Linked DNA regions of Homo sapiens: region 2 is linked to region 1. A link is a loop called in an ENCODE intact Hi-C map of the cell type or tissue named here. Cell type or tissue: Calu3. All regions are shown on one strand.

Evidence for each region. Hi-C counts contacts between places; a loop is a spot of excess contacts. Peaks named below come from ENCODE experiments on the same cell type or tissue, not always from the same donor. Only the 100,000 strongest peaks of a DNase experiment are listed, where the experiment ranks them.
Region 2: it touches region 1 in a loop (16-fold over the local background); 3 of 110 quality-filtered maps call a loop at or near these places.

The regions. Positions count from the first base shown.
Region 1 is chr10:64,728,446-64,736,445 of GRCh38, reverse strand. No RefSeq gene overlaps it. Among named protein-coding and RNA genes, the nearest start is that of LINC02671, 190 kb to the left of the region's middle. In Calu3, a CTCF peak has its summit at 2,308; DNase peaks (open chromatin) are centred at 2,245 and 4,505.
Region 2 is chr10:65,336,672-65,344,671 of GRCh38, reverse strand. No RefSeq gene overlaps it. Among named protein-coding and RNA genes, the nearest start is that of LINC01515, 230 kb to the left of the region's middle. In Calu3, no CTCF peak of the experiment used is centred here; no DNase peak of the experiment used is centred here.

The DNA.
Region 1 (8,000 bases):
TCCTGCATGATTTGCAAACATCATCCTACTTAATCCTCATAGACCTATGAGGTAGATATTATTCTCAGTTGAGGAGACTGAAGCTCAGGCAGGTTAAGATAACCCTCCCAAAATCTCACTCCATGGAATTAGTGGAGCCTGATTTATCCGACTCTGAAATCCACATATTCATCACAACAAGATGGCTCATGATATAATTAAAACAAATAAAGTGATAGATAAATTCCCTTAACAGCTGTACTGGTGTTTCTATTAGTCAGGGTCCATTAAGAAGAAAAAAAAAATCATAGCAATCATATAAACAGAGATAATTTGATTTTTTTATATTTTATTTTACAAGGAATTTCTATATTCCTGCTTATGTTTAATAGGCAGAATTTAGTATGAAAAAACTTTAAACTTTGTATAAAGTTGTTATTTAGGTATCTAAGAGAAATGTAAAGTATCACGAAGGTAGCAACTATAGGAAGTAGAAACCACTCCTACGGTAGAGGGAATAAAGGAAAGAGATTGGAATTATTAAAATGTGTATTTATATGGGGCCCCTTACAGCTTACAGAGAAACCATTGTTTGGCTGGTGCTGGTTTATATGGAATGGAGAAAAATGAGGCTGTTTTTGAAGATGTTGGAAAAACTGCAAATTGGATTCAGCTACTGCAATGAAGAAGCGCTGCCGATGCGTGAACAGAGACCACAGACAGACAGGAATTCCGCATGAGACAGACAGGAATTCCACAAGAAACCGACAGGAGAAAGCAAGTCTCATCTCCTTCCACCAGCCTTGCTGTCTCTGCTTGGCTGCTCTTCTAGAGGGTCTTACACAGAGCCATGGAATAATGCAGAAATGTAAAGTGAAGAGCCCCAGCTCCAATCTCAAAAAGTAGAGAATGGAAGGTGAGTTTAGAACTCAAATATAATAACATATAACTCATACCACAATAAAACTAATTATGGATCTCACCTACAGTTCCTGATCTGTAGCACTTTAGGATCAGCCTTTTATACACCTGCATGTCTATGGGAGACACTTAGCACTCAATTTTAAGTGATCTGGGATTTTTAAGTCAATTTTTCCTTTTTTCTTTCTTTCTACTTCTCATCACTCTAGTAGATTAACGACAACCCCTTCCTACCCTAATTTTTTTTACCAACTGGAATCCCAAATTATGGTTTAAAGGAAAGAGTGGATAGTAAGAAAATGGTATCAACAAGAAAAACACGGAGAAGGGAAATATGAAAAACATACCTAGTGTATTCAGACTATGATTCCACAAGACAACTTGCATATTTGAGATAAAACATTGGGTGACTTTCATTTTAACATTCTCAATGAAAGGTAGAAAGAAAAATGTTCCACATGTATGCCAGCTCTATTCTCAACACCAATACATGAAGCAGACAACAAAATAAATTATTTGTATTGTCACAATTGTAGTGGTTTCATAAATATTTTATCATCAAGTCCATTTTCTCATACAACATCCCTATTGCTAGAATTATTTTTGCCTTTAACAATAGTACTTGGCAGGTATACAACGTAGGAAGAATAATCAGCGTGAAATCTTATGTTTCTTTTATAAGAGCCTTGCCAATGCCAAAGCATACAGAACAAACTTGTCTCATCTTTTTTAACTGATGCTAGAATATAGTTTTGAAAACAAATATAGTCAACAAATATGTATTAAGTCCCTACCCTGCACCAAGGTCTAGACACTGAGAATACACAGAAGAATAAAGCAAATGGCATTTAGTTTATAGAATTTGTAAATAAGTGTAAGTCAAGATAAAAATGTGAACAAGGGACCAGAGATATGAAGAGATTAAAAGAATTATGGAAAAATATTATGTACAATTCTATGCCAATAAATTTTATGATCAAGATGGTGTGGTAATATTTAGGAAAACATAAATTACAAATGATTCAAGAGGAATAAAAAGAAGACCTAAACTATCATGAACCATAAAGAATCAAAATTTGATAAAAGTGAAACTCAATATAAGTGGCAGGCCTAAATAGTTTAACAAACATATTTTAAGTAATTTTTAAGGTCATGTAACCTGACTTAATTTAGAGATACAATTTTATTTTATTGGTAAAAAGACATAAGTATTTAAAGGCACTCAAAATTTAAACATAAGTGCAATGTATATTTATTTTATATTTCAACTGTTGAAAGAGAAACCATAGTTCTGCTCTTTTGTCCTCCAATATGGAGGGAATATTCATTAGTGTCACATGCCTGCCATCTATTGGCCACCTCACTTACCCATGGAAGGAAGAGTATATTGTTTGAGGAGTGAATTTTGGCTAAGAAAATGGGCATAAGTGACCCCCACATCTTCCCTTTCTCTCTGTTTGGCATCTGTTTATCTATGCTGTTTATCTATGCTGTTTATCATATAATATATGGCATGTTATCTGCAATAAACTCAACAGCAAATTGGCTATGCTTCCAGACACCTATGGTTTTCCAGCAATGTCAGTAACTGGCTAGGTATGTCTAATTATGGGATCTAGTTTTAGAAAACTCATTATTTTATAACATCTAACCCATGGTTTTTCATCTGACCTTTGCTTGCAATATAGGTGATTTTGTGTGTGTGTGTGTGTTTTTTTTTTTTTTTTTTTTTCTTGACAGAGTCTCATTCTGTTGCCCAGGCTAGAGTGCAGTGGTGCAATCATGGCTCATTGCAGCCTTGAACTCCTGGGCTCAAGTGATATCCTCCCACCTCAGTCTCCTGAGTAGTAGAGTAGCTGGGACTACATGTGTGCACTACCATGGCCATATAATTTTTTCATTTTCTTTTTCTTTTTTTCTAATTAGAGATGATTTCTCACTAAGTTGCCCAGGCTGGTCTCCAACTCCTGGGCTCAAGCAATCCTCCTGTCTTGGCCTCCCAAAGTGCTGGGATTGCAGGTGTGAGCTACCATGCATAGCAAGGATGATATTATTTATTACCATCTGCTTAAATGTGTTGTTCCCATCAGGAATGATATTTGTTAAATTTCCTTAAAACCCAACACTTACTAATATATTTTGCTTTAAAACTAAAAATTTTATTTTAACATTCTTCTGGAAAAATAATCATACAAGCATGTCAACTAAGCTCGAGGCAAATATAATAGAAAGTAGAATGTGAGTGCTGCTTTTCCCTATCAGGTAGATTTATAAATAAAAGAACATGTCACTACCAAATGATATGATCTGTCACTTCATGCAGTATATCAGGTAGCTATAGGTAGTATGAAACTTGGAAAAATATGAGGCAGAGGATGAACATGATAAAGTTTTATGTGCAACTTCATTATCATTCCCTCAGCTACGCTATAAACAATGTCTATTCTGAATCCACTTTTAATAGTCACCAAGAGAAGAGAGAAGAACAACAGAACAGAGAGAAGTAGATTCTTCAACTCAGCTGTCAAGTGAACTCAGGATATCAAAGGACTGTGCAATGTGTTGTCAGAGGTCATGTTCTTTGACCACTATATTTTCCCATACTATATGTTACTGGTGGCTGGTATCAGAGTTTCCCCAGGTTATCAGCAGTGTATCTTAATGCGTCTGCAGCAACTTCAATTTTTGCCTCCTGAGAAGAAAGAATTCTACTGAGGAGCACAAGGCAGAACAAGACCGAAGTGAGTTTCAGAGCAAGAGTGGAAGTTTTTTTTTTAAAGGCTGTAGAATAGGAAAGAAAGGAAAGTTCACTTGGAAGAGATCCAAAAAGGCGTCTGAAGGTCAAAGAGAGCATTTAACCTTGGTCTCCTAGGACTTTTTGGCTCACTTCTTTTCCATGATTCTTCCCTTAGGGTGGGCTTCCCGCATGCGCAGTCTCCTCTTTGCCCCTGGGAACTGAGCATGCGGTAGTGTGTTTAGGAAGTTGCTCGTATGCCCATCTGAGGCTTTCTTCCCTTTTCTGGTGAAGTGTCCCTGGAAGATCATACTTCTCTATTTTGTATGTTAACATGCATGCCCCGGAGGTTTCTTCTCCCTGGCATCTCTATTCCCTTAACACTTTAATGTTAATAGCTGTGGATCATCAGGAGATTGTCTCTCTCTGGTGCCCTAGCACTCCCTACTGAGTTGTCATTTTTAGCGAGGCAGTGTGATAATTGTTGAACCATCACCTGACATTCCTAGTGGGTGGGGGAAGAGCCCTCTCCCGCCTCACTCATCCCTATCTAACTACCTGTAACACTATACACATTTGTCTTCTGTGATAATGGAGCTGCATTTCTAAGCCCTGAATATTTGGATTTCACTTTCCTTTAACTACTGTTTATGCATGCACATACCACTTCCTTGCATCCCAACACCATAGGGGCTAGCTGCAGGTCACATGGAATAGGATGTTCACTTCTAATGAGGAAAGAGGCCATTCCTCCTACTGTCCCCTGTCTCCAAAGAAAAGGAGGAAGTAAAAACTGAAAAACAACAGACTGATCCGCGCCACTGGCCAGGCCTGTAAGTTAAAGATTAACCACCACCCTAACCACTTGTGCTGTCTATAGATCACAGACAATGGTATGGAGAAATACTTGCCTTGCTCACCACCCCCACCTAGTCACGTACCCCATGCTTGCACAATCTATCACACGACCCTTTCACGTGGACCCCTTAGAGTTGTAAGCCTTTAAAAGGGCCAGGAACTCTTTCTTCAGGGAGCTCAGTTCTTTTTTTTTTTTTGAGTCGGAGATCTTGCTCTGTCGCCCAGGCTGGAGTGCAGTGGCCCGATCTCTGCTCACTGCAAGCTCCACCTCACGGGTTCACGCCATTCTCCTGCCTCAGCCTCCCCAGCAGCTGGGACTACAGGTGCACGCCGCCACACCCGGCTACTTTTTTTTTGTATTTTTAGTAGAGACGGGGTTTCACCGTGTTAGCCAGGATGGTCTTGATCTCCTGACCTTGTGATCCGCCCACCTCGGCCTCCCAAAGTACTGGTATTACAGGCGTGAGCCACTGTGACCGGCCAGAAGCTCGGTTCTTGAGACCCAAGTCTGCAGATGCTCCTGGCTGGATAAAGCATCTTCCTTCTTTAACCTGGTGTCTGAGGGGTTTTGTCTGTGGCTCCTCCTGCTACACTTACAGAGTTCTTACCTTCAACAGTTATGATGCTCTTCTAGTCCTAAAATCCACTTCAAGAAATAGATTCTGAGCACAAACCTATGACATTGACAAAGTTCAAGCAAGTTTCTTCAGGACAGGATGTGTTTTAAAATTGAGTATGCTTTACAATGAATCATAGGTGGTGACTAACTTAAAATGCACACTTGAGTTATCACAACAGAATAGAAAAATTGGCCCTGGATTATTCAGTTTTTAAGAACAGGTTATATTATATATATTATATAATAAATTTATTGTATATGTTATATTTATATAGAGAGCTATATAATATATAACTAGATATAGTATTATAACCTCATTCTTGAAATCAGGGCCAAAGAGAACATGGCTACAAGACTAAATGTTGATATTCTACAATTTGATTGAATTTTGAGTTGTCTAACTTCTTTTAATTTAATAATATATTTCATTTAGATAATTTCTAAAACATTATCGTTTCAACACATAATCAGTACAAAATATTATTAAGATATTTTACATTTTGGGGGTACGAAGTCTTCCAAATTTGGCATGGATTTTTCACTTTACAGCCATGTCAATTCAGACACTAAATTTGTATCAGAAATACTTGATTTCTATTTAGATTTTATAAAATTTACATTAAGAAAGTAGATTCAGCCAGGCACGGTGGCTCACACCTTTAATACCAGCACTTTTGGAGGCTGAGGAGGGCAGATCACGAGGTCAGGAGATGGATACCATCCTGGCCAACATGGTGAAACCCTGTCTCTACTAAAAATACAAAAATTAGCTGGGCGTGGTGGGGCGCAACTGTAGTCCTAGCTACTAGAGAGGTTGAGGAAGGAGAATCGCTTGAACCCAGGAGATGGAGGTTGCAGTGAGCCGAGATCGCACCACTGCACTCCAGCCTGGTGACAGAGTGAGACTCTGTCAAAAAAGAAAGAAAGAAGGAAGGAAGGAAGGGAGGGAGGGAGGGAGGAAGGAAAAGAAAGAAAGAAAGATTTTTCTGAAAAGGTTTTCAAAAATTGAATTGAATGTTTAACTATAACTACAATTTAATTCAAATTAAATGAAATTAAAAATTTATTTCTTCAGCTGCACTGGCCACATGTCAAATCCTCAACAGACAGCACAACACCAGACTCAACTCCTGACTCTCTTTGCCAAGTCTTATCAGCCTTTTCCTCAGAATATGTTTCAAAGCTATTCCTTTAACCCACTTCTCTCACTCCTAAATTCTTAATAACTTTTTACTCCTATAAGACAATGTTAACTATACTTCCACTAAAAATATAATTATAATGCAGTTAACATGTATTGGCCACTTAGTATGTACCAGAAACAGTTCTCAACAGTTTCATGTGATAACTTGTCATATTATAGTAATTAAATGAATTCTATTAATACTTCCCATTGTAAAGATGAAGAAATGGAGGTGTGAGGAGATTAAATAACTTCTCCAAGGTCATACAGTTACTGAGTGAAGAAGCTGGAATTGAAACCAGCCCAGTTAGTTTTATCCAGACCCCACACTCTGTACCTTTCTGCTGCCTCTCTCACATATATACATAAAAATAATAGTTTGAGTAATGAAATTATAGATGATTTTATTATCTTCTTTTTATTTCCCTATATTTTGTCCATTAATGAAATATGTCACTTTTGTAATTTTTAAAGTTGTTTTAATAAGTCAAATAAATATCGGCTTAGTTTGTTTTTAGTATACTCTTACCTTGAGACAGGAGAATAAACAAAATGACTTTTTCAGTGTCTCCTCATCCCAGGAATGTATTTTTTTTAGCCCCCTCTAATATCAAACAAAAACAACACACATTACTACCCTATAAGTACTTCAAGATAAGTGGATAATTTTAATTTTTTTCTCTGGTTTAAACATCCAACCTCAGTGGTTCCAAACCAAAAGAATCACTTTAAATCATATACTTCTGTAAAAAATATTTCCTGAAATCTCTAATCTCTACATCCAGCATATTTTTCATATCCACACATTTCCACTTATCCCACTGCCACCATCCTCGTACATTCCCATTGTTAACCTTCTACTTGACCTCAGTCTAATCTACTGAACCAGCATCCCATCCTCACCTCATCTTTCTGCTCTCAACTTTCGGCCTACCTCAACCATGTTTACTTCATATTCTTGTTAATCCCCTCTGATTAGGCTGCTATCTGTGCCTCTGTGCCAGAAATCCTTCAGGGATTCTCTACATGGTGGTTTCTCACTTTCCAACCTGATCATTTTTGTACACCACACCTACTGCAAATTCCAACCCTTATCATTTTTGTGCCTCATACTAGTCTACACTTCAGCCAACTGGTCTCCTCGCAGTTCCTAGGATCATTTGCCTTTTCTAACTGTGGACCTTCCTCAAGCTCCTCCCTCTATCAGAAAATACCCTTCCTCCACCTCTGACCATTGAAATGCTACTGATTATTTCAGAAGCAGGTCAAGTGCCAAGTGTTCAATAAGTTTTTTTTCTCCTCTTTTCCTGTCAAACTTTACATTGCCACTTCTGCACAGTTCACCACGTTAACCTCATGTCATCATTTATATGTCATTATTTGTGTACTTAACTTTTCTGCCTACCAACATTTCTTAAGCACCTCTGACATGTCAAGGGTATGTACTAGGCACTTTATATGTGTTACCTAATTTAATTTAATCCTTACAACAGCCATATGAGACAGGTAACACCATCCCCATTTTACAGATCAGAAACCTGAGACTGTCAGAAGTTAATTAACTTGCTTGAAGTAGCATCCTTACTAAATAGCAGAGTCATCACTCATTCAAAATATTTTATTCAAATCCATGTCTGCCAGGTTTGTAGGCCCCAGGGGCTTTTCAGTATCGGTTGGGAAGTCCCTTTGGGAGCAATTAGCACTGG
Region 2 (8,000 bases), 610 kb before region 1:
GTGCAGTGGCACGATCTTGGCTCACTGTAACCTCTGCCTCCCAGATTCAAGCAATTCTCCTGCCTCAGACTCCTGAGTAGCTGGGAGTACAGACAGGCACGTGCCACCATGCCTAGCTAATTTTTGTATTTTTTTTAGTAGATACGGAGTTTCACCATGTTGGCCAGGATGGTCTCAATCTCTTGACCTTGTGATCTGCCCACCTTGGCCTCCCAAAGTGCTGGGATTACAGGTGTGAGCCACCACACCCAGTCTACTGGATATTCTTAACAGTGTGACTTCAGTTGGCAGGTTTGAGTAATGTGGTATAGATCAACCTGAAGACTGAAATCAATTATGTGGACAATCAATCAATTAGTCAATCAATGAATCATGCCTACATAAGGGAACCATAAAAAAAACCTTGGACTCTGACATTTTAGGTGAGATTCTCTGGTTGGCAATAATTTGTGCATATTGGTACACATTATGCTGGGAGGGTAATGTTTCCTGATTCCTGGGGGAGGCCAATGGAAGGTCCATGTTTGGAAACCTCCTAGAATCTGCCCTATGAATCTCTTGTTTTGGCTGGTCTTTATCTGTATCCTTTCCTGTAATAAACCATAGAGTGAGTATAACTGCTTTCAGTGTGTGCAGTGGGTCTTTCTAGTGAATTCTTAAAAGTGAGAGTAGTTTTGGAAACTCTCTAAACTTGCAGTTGGTATCATAAGTTAGAGTTATCTTTCGAATTCTGCCCGCAAACTTGGTCGTTGGCCTAAACTCCTCATAACTTAAAATAGGCTACATGCCTTATAAATTATGTATTTTAATGTAAACCATCCATGAAATCAGTACGACAATTTCTCAATTATTGTTAATTTTTATCAATTATTTGTGTGATGTATTTGGACATGGCTATCGCTATCCTGATAATATCCTGTTTGAGCTATGCTTTGGTATATGGAACTACACTAAGCTTTTTAAAAGACCGTCATTAAATTAATATTCATTGTATGACTTTAATTTAAAAAATATAGAATTCTGTTAATATCAACAATATTATTCATCATAATCTATCTTTTCTCAACTTCAGCAGAACTAGCAGCAATTGCATTAAAACTTTTCTAGCCCTTACAACATTGACCATGATTTTGTTAGTTCCACGTCTCTATCATCAACATTATCACATTCTATCACAAATGTTTATGGGACTGCCTGAAATATGCACCATGTGATGTGCGATGTAAGGCTTAAAATTAAGGCCCAATATTATGTGCTGCCTCAACATTTAGTGAAATCCGCAGGGCCATGAATGGCCTAACCATAAAACCCCGACTCTATATTCATGCTCCGGTTTTCTAGCAAAACACCATAGTTCCCACTTATACCTGAGCAATAGTTCTAGTTTTTTGCCAACCTAGAGATTTATTCATACAAGTCAATTACATTCTTCTGTATAAACCAGGATGCACTTTATTGTGTTGATACTACAAATTTGCCTCCCAAAGCTCTGTTTTACAACTGTGTTCCTGATTGAAACCCCTATGGATATATGTGACTAATAAGCTGCTATCAATCTCATCTATCTATTTTCAATGGACTGTTTGACCATACCCACAACCCTAAGGTAGGGATCACTTCCTCACTAAAAGGATGAATAGGAAGCAATTAAAGCAATACTGTCAGTTAGATTTTAAATATCATATTTGGACCTAAGTTTATTATCAGTATAATGAGGATCATAGTGAAAATTATAGAATTAATAGGGCTAAATATTTATTAGAATTGTGTGCAACATAGATTGAACAGTATATAAGCATTATCATTCACATTTAATAATTAAGCTGTTTCAATGCCCACAATGTGCAGGAATTCCACTGGTTTTAATAAACTGTCCCACTAAATAACAATAAAATTCAACTCTCACAGTAGAAAGAGATACTCAAACCATTGGTATTTTCCTGCCCCCCACAACCCCAAAATCCCTGTCCGCTACTCACATCCTTTTGCTGTTGCTTATAAACCCTCTTTATAAGAGTCCACTGTACCTGATTAATGCTCAATTTGTTCTTCATTACTGTACTGTCTATGACTTCATTCTCAGTCTTCCTTAAGGCAAGTCCTGTGTATGCTGCAGTTTGATTAGTGGTAATGACAGTGACTGCAAATGAATCTGTCTAATAACATAGGGCCATTGTCTGTGGGCACGCAAAAGGAAACTGAGAATTTTCTCTCTGATGTGATGGCATTATCATCATGAAAGACATTTCCTTTTCTTGTATCTGGGCTTACTCTGACTATGGAGATTAATGAGAACAGGTGTTAAAGAGCCATGGTAAGCTGACTGACTCACACACATGGGACAAAGGTGTGTAAGAGCCAGCTGTGGTACCTGAAAGGTGGACTTTTCCTAGCAGGAAAACCACCAATAAAAACCAACAGCAGACATAACTGGAACAGGATTCTATAAAACCCCTGTGTGGAGGCTCAGGGATTCAACATTAATTTCCAGGAGAGCCAGGGCAATGGATAGAGTGAGAGAAACTCTGAACATTTGAGAATATGACCAAAAATATAAAACACTTTAGCATCTTCACAATCAATACAGTCATCCTAGTGTATATAAACTAAACATCAATCTTGGTCATAATTACACTTTCCCTTTTTGAATTTTTTACCTATTACAACTTTTAGATAATTTTAATCCTTGTCATTAAATTACTAAAATTTAGAAAGTAGAATGAATCAAAACAATGAGGCTTTACTAGTATATGGAGATAGCTTACTGGACCCTAACAAAGTAAATTTGCTATTAAGAAAGATATCTCCAAAACTATGTTTCTAAAAGGGACTTCCAGGGTCAAGCTAGGTCAGCATTTTGGTAGGATTGATGCCAGAAAACACAGCTGCTACTGAAACATTTTTTCAGAAAAGGAAGTTCACCCTCTGAGTCATTTCAGATTAAATCTTCATCGCAGGCCTGTGTATGTGTTTTAAAGGAAGGTCTATAATCAGAGGTCCAATTGTTAGCAACTCTGGACATAATCTCAGGATAACAATTCAACCATTCAAATGCTCAAGGCTGAGAGTAAATACCACTTTTCTGTGGTTAAGAAAATAATAAATTCCGGAGGATCCACCACAGATAGCTCAATTACCCCATCAAGAGTTATCAACTACAGTCAGTTCTCCTCTGTGCTCTCTGGTGATAATGCACACAGCATCTGTTCCATTTTTCTCTTTGCGTTGCCACTTCTGGGTAATGTTATTGAAGCATCACCAATGGGTTAAACAAAAGCTGACACTTCAAGAGGAAGGAATGAAAAAGTTGCAGTGCTCGGAATAAGACTATTAAACCTGGGAGGAGTGAACCTATACCTGGAATAGAGAAAATGGAATGAGGTAGAACTGTTTTCACTTTGGAAATAGAGGCAAAGAAATATAAGTGAGTGGGAAACCTGGAAGGAGCCCAATTAAGAAAACAGTAGAGTTTCTCCTATCCCTCTGGTTAGTAATATAGATCTGGGAAGTCCCAGTGTGAGCAGACATCCTTGACTTTGTAGTCTTAAAATAAATGTGAAAGGAATTTTAAGAAGGGCATAAATTTTACAAGATTGCCATAATGCAGCTCTAATGGTTTACTGAGAATAGTGACAAAGTATAGATATGTTGCTATTTTATTTTAGAGAAATTCTGACCTAAACCTGAAGGAAATTTTTCACTAACAAAACGAAATACATTTATTGAATCTTAGGAGATAAGGTTCACATCTTTTAAACTTGGCTTAAGCCATGCTTCAGGCATTATTACATAGGACAGTAAGACTTTTAGTTTTTAACTTTTTGTTAACTAAGCATGGTCTCAGGTTTTACTATATTTTGTTTGGTTTGAATTGGGAAGTTCAGCACTGGAAGATATATGGAGCAGAATTATAATAATAATAACAAAGCAACAACAAACTACAATCACATTTTGCTCTAATCAGTTATACTGAGTCCATGCTATTAACTACCTCAAATTTGAAGTAGATGGAAAGAAATACAGGAAAGATAGGAAATACTGGATGCCTACCAAGTTCTCACAAAATCACCATAATTCTGGAATTGTTTTCACTATTCCACAAATGAAGAATTATGACTCATTTAAGTATTATTTTAAAGCTAACACAGCTAATAGATGCGTAAACTGGAATGCAAACATAGCACATATGATTTTATACCTTGTGTTCTTTCCACTAAATCTTACCACCTACTAAACAATTGTATTATCCATTCTATTATGTGAGCCTAATCAGCAGAAAATAGCATGTTCTCCTCAGTAAGCAACAGATAAAGAGAACCATGGCAGCCCTAAATAAAATAATAAAGGAAGCCATGGAAAGTTTTGATACGATAATTTATTGATATCACTGCTTCTCCTCCACTTCTTCTAATAAAGTTGCTACAGTTTCCAGACCATATGTGTCCCTTAGCCTCTGGGCAAATTGTAAGGTTACCAGAAGAAACTAAACACAATTCCTCTTCCTGCCATTGTGAATATCCAAGCTGAAGAAATGATGCTTGATGTGCCAGAAAGGAAGAAGGGAAATGTCAAGGCCTTTAAAGGATATAGACAGGAATAGAGAAAGGAGGAGAGTTTTCCCCAAGTGTCAAGATAGATTTGAGGAACACAGATTTTCCAAGATACGGAACTAGATTTATGCCTTCAAAAATGCTAAAGCAGATGGAAAATAAATAGAACTATTTTCATTCTTCAGGTGTCTTGAGTGCCACAGAACCCTTAATTATACAGACTTAGTTTGTGAGCATCTCAAGAGGAACCTATATGAAACAACGTGGAACCATGGGATGCTTTCTCAAATGGTCTTGCTTTGAAAAGCTCAAAAATAGGAATGGAGAGGGAACACCAATAGTGACAGATATGTACTTTTCTGCCAGTCCGATGGAAGAGGGACTCAATATTTATTTTATTTGTCTGAAAAAAAAATTTGTAAGTGATTGTTCCTTCATAGCTCTTTTTGCGGAGTGAGAATTATATTCGCTTACCTACGGTGAGAACGAACTGTCTTATAACCTAAGCTGTATAACTAAAACAGAAACGGAGAAACAAACAAAAACGAATCCCGAACTTGAAATGAAGGGAGTGCAATTTTGCCTTGGCTCTTTTAACTGGTTTAGAGCATTGAATTTATTACATAATCATTTTCCACTGTAGATTCTCATCTGTAAAGAGATAATTTGTATTAGGATGTCAGTATAGTTGCTTTCCAATATAATATGTGAGAAATGGAATAACCATACAATTATCAACTGAGAAATTTTTGAGAGTTAAAAGGAGTGCTAAAAACAATTAAAATTGTATATTTTTAAATACTTACTTAGCTGACAAATTAATTATATTAGAAGATTTAGAAATATTTTGTTTCAAAAATTATTTTCAAAATTACTTTTCCTAAAAATTAAAAATATTATTTATCTCTATATTAGAGAAAAGAATATTTGTATTGTTATTAAATATGTGAATATGAAAAATAACATTTATAGACAGTAATTTGTTTTCTAGCTGTATCTCTCTAAAATTCAATATCACTGGTCTTATTTTAATTTTTAAAGAATATGTGTTTTTTAATACGGATTTATTTTCAGGTTTTTCTTATAATTACCTGCAACTTTCTTTAAATTTTATTTTAAGGTTAATAATATTAAAAGTTTTTGCATGCTGAATTGATTTTCTCTGTGAATTAAGAAAATACTCTGTCAGTGCTGAAGTATCTCATAAGTTGAGAGAAAATTCTACTAACTGGAGTATATTTTTAATTCTATTTCTTTACATTAAAATTTGTAAATATTTAAGCCCAAACGCTGTTACAAGTACTTTTTTCATGCCTCAATACTGAATACCTACTTTGGCACACATTTTCACAGAAAAAATTCTCAAATATGTTTTCTGTTGCCATGATTTTTGAATATTTAACAGCATTTAACTGTTACAAAATTTTATAGTTTTGAAATGTATTTTCATACTGGGATAGAATATAAATTTACCCCATTAAAAACTGGACCTCACCAAAAATTCTTTCACAGGTTGCACTACCCAAGAAACAAGTATAGCCTTTCAAAAATTGTAATGTGTGCATCACTTGAGCTCCGCTGTTTTATTGCATTTTTGTCCTGCTTTTATACAGATAAACGTCAATATCTTGTTTGCAAGCACTTTTTAAGTTATTACAATTTGATAAACGTTTCAAAGCTAAAGTTTTTTGGTTCGCCATTCATTGAAAAATTTGGTTTAAGATTTCCAGAATGATAACAAAATGCAAATAAAAATTTTAAAACCCATCTAAGCAAAGTTAAATGGAATTGTAAATCATTCAGTTGGATTTACAAAAGACTATTTTAAAGGCTCAAACATGTTTTAAGTACAATTAATAACAGGCAGTAATTCAGTGTTGTCATGTTGAAGTATTTTCTCTATTCAACATAAGGTTTCTTAAAAACATTTTATAGTTCAGTGCTTCTCTGTATACTTATAAAAACATTTGTACCTTTTGAGAACTGTAATTTAAACTTGGATTAATAGAATATTGAGGCTTGATTGCAATCAATTTTAAATTACATGTGTATATGAAGCAAATTCAAGCACATTTCTGTGTTCTAGTTTTCTTAATTTTATGACACCATGATTCTTAACCCAACACAATGCTCCATTAAAATTTATGTTTGCATTTGAATCATAGAGTCAAGTAATTTTACTTTATTGGGACTTCTAATCTGAACTGACAGTAGTATTGACAATGATATAAGATGCTTCAAGTTTGATGGAAAGATTGCATTTTTTATATTTTATAAATTGAATTTGAAAAGCCAATTTTTATTGGAGTAAATAATTTTATTTTGAAGTTTCCAGTGACAGATACACATCTGGTGATGAAGTCAACACCTTAAGAGCTGGCAGATTAATATCAACAAATGTACAAAAAAAAAAAAAAACCCTTGTAATCTAAAATGAGAGAAAAGTGTTTATTTTTTTTTAAATAGGTCATGCTTCTTAAAATGAGGCATAAAGTCACGTTATTCATCTACAAGTGTGAAAGTGTAATCTTCAGGTTTCATCTTCTTTAAAAACCTACTTACCTTAGAAGCAGACAAAGAGGTGTCTTTAGCAGATTTGTGTCTTCTGGTTTTCATGTATTGGTAAAATCAATATTGTCCCCAAGGTGAGTAGTGAATGCCAACAAGCATTTTGTTCAGATTGTGTGTTTATCATCAACTTTTTGAGAAACTACAACCCATTCCATAATTTTTCATTAGACATGTACTTTCAGTTTTGTAGCTCATTGATTCAGACTGGTTTATTGTTAAACAAGCAAACAAAAAAGAATTACAAAACAAAGAAAACTCCATAAAATATTGCTTTCTGTAGCTCAAGTCTACTTCCTATCCCCATATTTCTAAACCTAGCTTACCTTTCCCACTTTCCCACTGATTCACTGATTAGCAGCCTGGATGCTTAGTGTATTTTCCAGATTGTAGCCTGAATTACACAAGCTCACTGGCTGGTAGCCTGAGTACAAGGCAGGGGCAGCATCATCATATACTTCCTCATCACTGAGAGCAGGAGTTAGCCGTCCCTAGCCATTTCTGTCTCAGAGCCCAAGCACATTTTATTTATCAGCAAAGCCCTTCTTGCTGTCCTTGAAAGAAAACGTTAGTTATGCTGCTTCTGGAAAGCACCAGGTTATTGCTGGTCATCTTTCTGATTTAACCACATGTTAACATCAGAAATCTATCGACTGCGTGTACATTTCAAAGACTATTAAACAAGAACAGAGTAGAAAAATGGAGGTCAAATTCATTCTGGCTTATTTTAGTGCAACCATTATTAAAAATATCTTATTAAAGAAGTAAAGCCAAGACAAAGCTTAACCAGACTGGATGTCAGGACAACAGGTGTAAATCAGGACTGTACTTGCAACATAGATATATGGTCATTTTAATCATGGATCATTGACAGAGAGAGAC